Linked DNA regions of Homo sapiens: region 1 is linked to region 2. A link is a loop called in an ENCODE intact Hi-C map of the cell type or tissue named here. Cell type or tissue: GM12878. All regions are shown on one strand. Region 1 has its middle 90 kb from the start of BHLHE40. Region 2 overlaps ITPR1 (inositol 1,4,5-trisphosphate receptor type 1).

What was found. A loop is a pair of places that touch in the nucleus more often than their neighbours do. Peaks named below come from ENCODE experiments on the same cell type or tissue, not always from the same donor. Only the 100,000 strongest peaks of a DNase experiment are listed, where the experiment ranks them.
Region 1: it touches region 2 in a loop (4-fold over the local background); 1 of 110 quality-filtered maps calls a loop at or near these places.

The regions. Positions count from the first base shown.
Region 1 is chr3:4,887,636-4,891,635 of GRCh38, forward strand. No RefSeq gene overlaps it. Among named protein-coding and RNA genes, the nearest start is that of BHLHE40, 90 kb to the right of the region's middle. In GM12878, a CTCF peak has its summit at 1,705; a DNase peak (open chromatin) is centred at 1,736; H3K27ac peaks cover 1,185 bases.
Region 2 is chr3:4,775,481-4,779,480 of GRCh38, forward strand. It overlaps ITPR1 (inositol 1,4,5-trisphosphate receptor type 1), which reads left to right. Exons shown (of 62, transcript NM_001378452.1): 48 at 1,784-1,894. Among named protein-coding and RNA genes, the nearest start is that of EGOT, 26 kb to the left of the region's middle. RefSeq lists an enhancer at 1,164-1,233. In GM12878, no CTCF peak of the experiment used is centred here; DNase peaks (open chromatin) are centred at 1,131 and 1,631; H3K27ac peaks cover 3,817 bases.

The sequences.
Region 1 (4,000 bases), 110 kb after region 2:
CATACCCTTTAGATTTGCCTTGAGTTAAAAAAAAAAAAAAAAGAAAAATACACACACAAACACACTCTCTCTCTCATTTAAAATAAATATATTTACTTTATATATCTTATATATTCATATATTGCTGGAAGAATACACAAGAAACCAACAACATTGAGCACCTCCAGGTAGGTGAATTGGGATACTGAGAGAACAAAGTTGGGATAGAGACTTTATAATGACACTCTTTTATACCTTTTGGAATTTCCCATCATTTTAAATGTATGACCTGGTCAAAAAATTTAAAAATTAAACAAAATCACAGGCTGGGCACAGTGGTTCATGCCTGTAATCCCAGTGCTTTGGGAGGCCAAAGTGGGAGGATCACTTGAGCCCAAGAATTCAAGACCAGCTTGAGCAACATAGCAAGATTCCATCTCAACAACAACAAAATTTTAAAAATTAGCCAGGTGTGGTGACACATGCCTGTAATCCCAGTTATTTAGGAAGACAGGATGGGAGGATCGCCTGGGCCCAGGAATTCAAGGCTGCAGTGAGGTATGATGGTGCCACTGTACTCCAGCCTGGCAAGACTCTGTCTCTTAAGTAAATAAATAAATAAATACACAGATTTTCAGACCCATCCCTGGATGTTCTGATTCATGAAGCTGGAAGTGGGGCCTAAAAAAATCTGTATTTTTAATAAATTCCCTGGGTAATACCTATGATCAGGTAAGTTTGAGGAACACTGTTAAGGTTGGACTTGATCTTAGAGATCATCTAATCCAGTAGTTCCCAAACCTGGGCATCATCCTTGACTTAATCAGAATGTCCAGGGAAGGGTCCAGGGAAACCAGTGCTTTAAAAAGTGCTCCCAGATGATTCCAATGCAGGCACTGGCTTGCAGCTTGCATTGGGACCCATGACAAGAGTGCCATCCATCACCCAACCAATACACGAATTGCTTCTCAGTATCGTATGCACAGAAATGTCTCCATCATTATTGCAGCTGGCCTTCAAAAGAGCCCTTGGCGACTCTCCCTTCCTGGTATTCATGCCTTTATGTAGTTTCCTCCCACACTGAGTAGGGCTCACCTGTAGAACCCATAGGATATTGTGGGAATGATGGAGCGTGGCTTCCAACACTAGGCTGTCAAAGATATTGTGGCTTCTGCCTTGTTCTCTCTTGGCTTGTCTGCTCTGGGGAAGCCAGCTGCCATGTTACGAGGATGCTCGGGGGCCACATGGTGAGCAACTGAGTCCTCCTGCCAATCACCAGCACTGACTTGCCAGTTACGTGAGTAAACCCTGTTGAAAGTGGCTCCTCCAGTCCCAGGCAAGCCTTCAGTTGACTGCAGCCAGGGCTGACATCTGGACTGCAATCTCATAAGAGATCCTGAGACAGAACCACCAAGCTGCATCACTCCTCCATTTCTGGCCCATTGAAACTGAGTGAAGTAGTAAATGCTTAATATTGTTTTAAACTGATAACAGGGTTTTTTGGGGGGAGGTGGGGTGCAGGAGATTGTCACACAGCCGTAGATAACTCATACAATCATATTTTCCCACAAGTGCATTTCTTACCAGTGGCCCCATTTCCGTTTCATCTCCCGTCTGGAAAAATATTCTCTTCCCCAAGCCTGCAAGTAAGGTATTATAACATATTTGCTTTCACAGGTTGAGTGTTAGTTTAGAGTGCCATCATGGGGCTTTCTAACTTGGGCAGCACAACTTCTCAAATACTGTCAGTTAGCAGTGGGGAAACTCGTCAGTCTTACTTCCTGTGGTTCTCTGTGGCTTGGCTTGAGTGGATGGGGAAAAACCAAATGATCTTTTTTTGTGGTGATGAAGTGCTGAGCCCTTGTCCACTGTAGGCCCAGTTCTGGCATTCTCCATGCCCACTGAGGCCTCTCTCTGACCTTTCCCTACACATAGAAGGCAGGACAACTGTAAATGCTCTTTAGCTTGTGATGTGATGTCTGTGCATTACATCTGCCAGATTCTGGATCTTGACCTGAAAATATTGGTTTCTGTTTTGACAGAGGAGATGGGCACCTGATTTTCATCTGGAAAATGATATGTGTGCAACATTGCCAGTATCAGAAAGAGTATTTCATATGCAATTACCCTCCAAGCCCTAGGAGGACTTTAAGTCCTTGGAAGGAAGCCAACCTACTCACTGTCCTTGATGTCATCTACAAAGTCAGAATGGTAGAAATCACATTAGACTTCACTAACGAATCATCAGCCAAAGTCTTAAAACAAATATGTGCATTTGCTTCATGCCAGCTCTTCCTTTTTTCTGCCAGTTTCTGACAATTATGGTCACTTAGCTTTGATCTCACCGGACACCTGATTATTTAAAAAGCCAAAATCCTAAACCCACTGGTGTTATTCTGCTTGCAGATAAAAGCAAAGGTCCATTTGTGAAACATCAAAAGGAATTAGGAAAATGTGGGATGTGTGTTGCTTGGTGTTGCCTAGCAATATGGTTAGGGCACAGGAATCACAGAGAGGATGAAATTCACAGCCACAAGGAAATCATATTATTCATAATAAACACACACACGCACACACACATCCTGACATCTCTGCAAGAATGTTATAAACTGAGTACAGAATTATAGTCACAAGTAGAATAATCTTCGGAGCACTGAAGAATAAACATTCTAGTTGATTGGTTGCTTATACTTCAATGTCTATATGAGTACATCACTCACTTAAATGCAAAAGCATTAAATGCCTGTGAATGGAGTTTACAATATGTCTCATAGACATGAGCTCTGTCAGTATAAGTAAAACATACATTTTAAACCAAATATATTAATATGTAAAACGATAGGACAGAGTATTTAATATATAAAAACAACTTTAAGCTCTTTCCTCACCCTTATTTCAAAATATCTACGTTTACCATGAATGTTCATAAGGGCGGTGGTAAAAAGCATGACCATCAAAGTCAGGTGCTTGTTTTCAAATCCGGACTCTGCCTTTTGCCATGTGACCATGAATGGGTTATTTAATTTCCCTAAACCTGCGTTTCCTCATCTATCAATTTGAAATGATTGTACTACTAAATTTATAGGGCTGCTGTGAGGATTAAAATAAAGGAATCTGGCCGGGTGTGGTGGCCCACGCCTGTAATTCCAGCACTTTGGGAGGCCAAGGCGGGCAGATCATTTGAGGTCAGGAGTTTGAGACCAGCCTAGCCAATATGGAGAAACTCCGTCTCTACTAAAAATACAAAAATTAGCTGGGTGTGGTGGTGGGCGCCTGTAATCCCAGCTAATCAGGAAGCTGAGGCAGGAGAATCACTTGAACCCGGGAGGTGCAGGCTGCAGTGAGCCAAGGTCGTACCACTGCACTCCAGCCTGGGCGGCCTGAGACTGTCTCAAGAAAAAAATAAAAATAAAAAATTAAAAATATAAGGGAATCTATGTAAAGGATGAGTACAGGGCTTGGTTCTACAAATATATTGGCCTTTCTACTTTTTATTATTAATAGTACTGTATTGTTATGCAGAAGGCCTCTTGATTGCTCTTCAATAAATATAGATACTACCAATTAAGCCAAGAAAATGTTACAGGTAGAATTTTTGCCTGTAAGGGGGCTTTGGGGTGTTAGGAAAAGGAGATTATAGCCTCTAGTCCCTCCCCGCCCTATCAATTGTTCTTCCAAAGTCAGAGCCAAGCAACTTGAGTCCAAGAATGAGACGCAAGCCTCCAACATGGCCACTCACTGACGGAAAACTCCCATTCCATGAGGCTGTTCCATCGTAGGGCTACACAGACCAGTATTCTCCCAGCTCCAGGCTCCCCTCCCAGAACAACTCACTCCTGTATCCTGCATCCTCCCAGGTTACAAATCTGGGAGTCTTCTAAAAGGGCTTCCACCTTTCTTCTTTGTAGCTGACCTTGGAAATGTTCTCAGTTCTGGGTAGAGCTTTAATTTCCTCCGTAAGTACTGCTTTCCCAGGCTATGACTGCTTTGCCAGGTTATGATGATGGGAACCTGCAAGTGT
Region 2 (4,000 bases):
TCCCATTTTGGAAATGTTGATAGAGACTAGTTCAGAAATCACGAAGCCTGTGCCTGTTGGCCTAGGGAGTCAGTAGGACAGGAGGCTGTCTTCCAGCAGTTGAGAAATAGCCATGGTGTTTCATGATACTTCAGAACCTTCCTAATGAAGGACATTGGAGGGACAGTCCATGGTCTCTTTCCTTGGCTAGGTTTGGCTTCATTTGATTTGGTTTGAATGTCCAACTATTTAACTTGATTTCTAGGAGTAGGCAATAAGGCAGGAGTGAAATGAGAACCAAAAGACAGTGACCTATTTTAAATACTAGGGGATTTCAAAGAGTGACTACTGGAAGGGGGTTTAAGCCTAGCTAGAGAGAAGAAAATTACTACACGTGAGACAGCTTGAAAGTAATATAAGGACATTTTTATAGTTGAGATTTAAACATCATGGACATTCAGGGGAAAGAAAGATGAGATAGTCTTGACTTTGGTCTCTCAAAGAAGAATATTTTGGGAGTACAACCCAATAACTTCTTGTCTTGAGTAGAGTCATTGCTTATACATGGCATCTTAAGGATTTTGTGAGTTTTTGCATTGTGCTAGGTTGAGTATGATGTTTTGTTTGTTTGTTTTTGGAGACGGAGTCTCACTCTGTTGCCCAGGCTGGAGTGCAGTGGTGCAATCTCGGCTCACTGCCTCCTGGATTCAAGCGATTCTTCTGCCTCAGCCTCCCTAGTAGCTGGGACTACAGGTGCATGCCATCATGCCTGGCTAATTTTTGTATTTTTTTAGTAGAGATGGGGTTTCACCATATTGGCCAGGCTGGTCTTGAACTTCTGACCTCGTGATCCACCCACCTCGGCTTGCCAAAGTGCTGGGATTACAGGCTTGAGCCACCGCGCCCAGCCAAGTATGTTTTTTAATACCAAATTATAGCTTCATCCTAACTGGAGAGAGACGACCAAGGCTTCAAATGGTCAGTGCTAAACCCAGCAGCCAGGGAAGGTTACTTGTGTGACTTGGGGAGCCAGGCCCTTCATTCAGAGGAGAACGGTTTATGAGAGACAACTCATTGTCTATTAAAAACCTGGTCTCAGTTGTCTGTGAATGTGAGAATAGCATTTTGTGAGATGCACTTTCTTCTCCCGGTTCCCTCATGAAGCAGATGGTGTAGTCCTAGTTAAAATGAAAAGGAACAAAAAAAATACAACAGGCTTGGGGAAAGGCTTTATTTGACATCTAAGTGAATTTCCTTATTACCTCAAGTTTGCTTCTCTGCCAAATAGGGGCCTGTTGAAAGGAACAGATCAGAGTGGATTGTGCTGCAAACGGAGATGTTACCTGGGGGCAGATGATTAATTTTGATATTGTGTGCCTTAAACAGGAAACTTGCTTTCCAAGCTTAAGCCTTAAGCTAAAGTACAAAATACAAAAAGAGTGCTTTAGAGAGAATGGAACACACCTTGAAAGGGGAAAAAGGGTTCAGAACCCAGAATCAGTCATACACCATATTTTCCCTTAAGAACAAAAGCCAACTGTGCTGCATGATTTGGATTAGACACAACCAATTTATCAGTTACAGTGCATGGGGACTTTCCTACTGTTTACTGTTAATTCTGAAACTAGAGATTTTCATCTGTCTTTTATTCTTACCACTTTCTCACGGAAAATTTGCAGCTCTCCCCTAGAGACATTACTGGGAGTGGTAAGCATTGTGTTGAAATAGCAGTTCAGCCTGTTGGCCTTTGACGTCTGATTTATGACCAGCGTTTGTGTGAATGTCTGTGTGTGTCTTTGCTCAGAACTGCATAGCCACCCATGAATCCAATGGCATTGACATCATCACAGCCCTGATCCTCAATGATATCAATCCTTTGGGAAAGAAGAGGATGGACCTTGTGTTAGAACTGAAGGCAAGTAGGAATTAAAAGCAGAAGACAGTCATTTGGAAACAGTCACTTTTGTGTTTTGCCTTGGCACATGCACATGGGCAATTAGTCATGAGAGTAAATATTAAAGATAGTTCTTTAAATGAATGACCCAGGTTGCTAGTGCTGACTACGATGCAGAACTCCAACCTTTCTCTTCCACGTAAGGTATCTCATGAGGGGATAGGAGCTTCTGAACTGTTAGGTCACACAGAATGAAGATTCCTTGCTCCAAGCTAAGAAGTGAATCCCAACAGCATCGAGTACTAAATACCTTGGTTCTGAAAGTCACAAAGAGAGAAACAGTGGAAACGCCATTCCCTCTCTGGTTTCTGATTTTTCCCCATTTGAGGGAAAAGGGCCGGTTGAAGAATAGTACAACTAAGCCTATCTAGGACCAAAAAAAAAAAACCCAAAAAAACAAACATGTATTTTTACTTAATCAAGGAAATACCTTTTTCTCTTTTGTCACTGATTTAGCAGAAGGGTGGTTAATAATGTTGGTTTAAAATAAGGAAAATTACACAAACCAAAAATGTGCCTGCGGGCCTCTGCTGAGTTTCTCTGTATTGTGTACAAATGCGGGACTGCAGGTGACTGATGTGGAAGCCCCACTGACATTTGGACTCTCTATTACTCAAACAGCTTAACGGAATGAAAATCGTGACTTCTAGGTGCTAAACCTGCAGCATTTCCAAGCTGGCCTTTTTTGGATATTTGAGAAATTGATATACCATTCCTGATGTTGACTTCTAAAGTATACCCAGAAAACCCTCCCTTCTATGTAGGGGTTCCATAGGTTCTCTGAGAATCCCATGATTCAGTTTTAACAATTGAGCTTGCAGGCATCAGGTTTCTAAAGTATATTTCAAAACATGTTAGCCTTTCTGGACACATTTCCTTTTTAACTGTTCCCATGTCAGGGCATGTTGAGATTTGTCCTCTATCTGCCCATCCGCAGCAGCGAGCACTTCATCATTATCATGAAAGAGCCTAGAACTACAGGGTTTTGGCTGAAAGGTTGAGCTGTATTTATTGCATGAAGGATGTCATAGGAAAGGTCATTAGGAAAGATGGGAACACAGAAACCTGTGGGAATGGCAGTTATTTTTTCTTTACTATTTAGAACTGAGAGTCCACACTAACAGTCGATTTGGGTGTGTGGTTTAAATGGACTTTTTTTCTGCTATTTTTAATTCCTTTTGACAAATTGTGTTTTAGAGTGAATTTTAACAGATTCAACCTTGTGTACCTGGCCACCATTTATCAGAAAGTCCGAAATAAACAGAAGTTCATGTGCTCCTGGTCAGCATTTGAGTGACTTTTTCAACTAATCCAGTGATCTATGGATGATGATAGAAATTTGTGCCCTGCGATAGCATGATACCCTGACTCAACTGCTGTGACCTAAACTAGGGGAAGAAATAAGACCACTCTCACTGTCCAAAAAAAGAAAAAAAACCCAACAGCTTTCAAGTCCTGTACATAAAGAAGCATACAAAGTATCATAGACCCAGGGCCTAAAATGAAGTCAAGCCAGGAAGTACAGGATGTGGGGTGTGAACATGGGTGTTTTTAATGTAATGGGAAATTAGGGCTTGGCCTGCATACATTGTTCCTTTGGGTCACATTTGTTAACTAGTGTCAGATGTACTCATTATATTAGGGGTTATGAGAGCTAATAGAAATATTTTAAGACAGGGAAGAATTACCTTTATTACCTGTCTTCTCTGGCCTGCAAGGCCAAATAACAGTTTGTAACCACACCTGCCCGGAAGGCAGCACAGATCTGTGTAGTAGCAGCTTCTTCCCAACCACTGTCACCATGAGGGTGACAGTGTATCCGTAAGCACCCACGTGTAAATTCCCAATTTCTTCTAGGACTTGTACCAGCTAACATTAGGGCATAACACACATGCCCTGACAAATATGTGCCTCTTTGTCCGAAATCAGATTCTGCACACGTATCTGGGGTCTGAAGGGGGATGCTCTCTGCCTGGTGCAGATGGATTTTGATGTCCTTAACCCAGAGCTTCCTCATGGGGTGAAATGTTCGTCTGTTTAGCCGGGATGCCTCCCATGTGCCAGTTG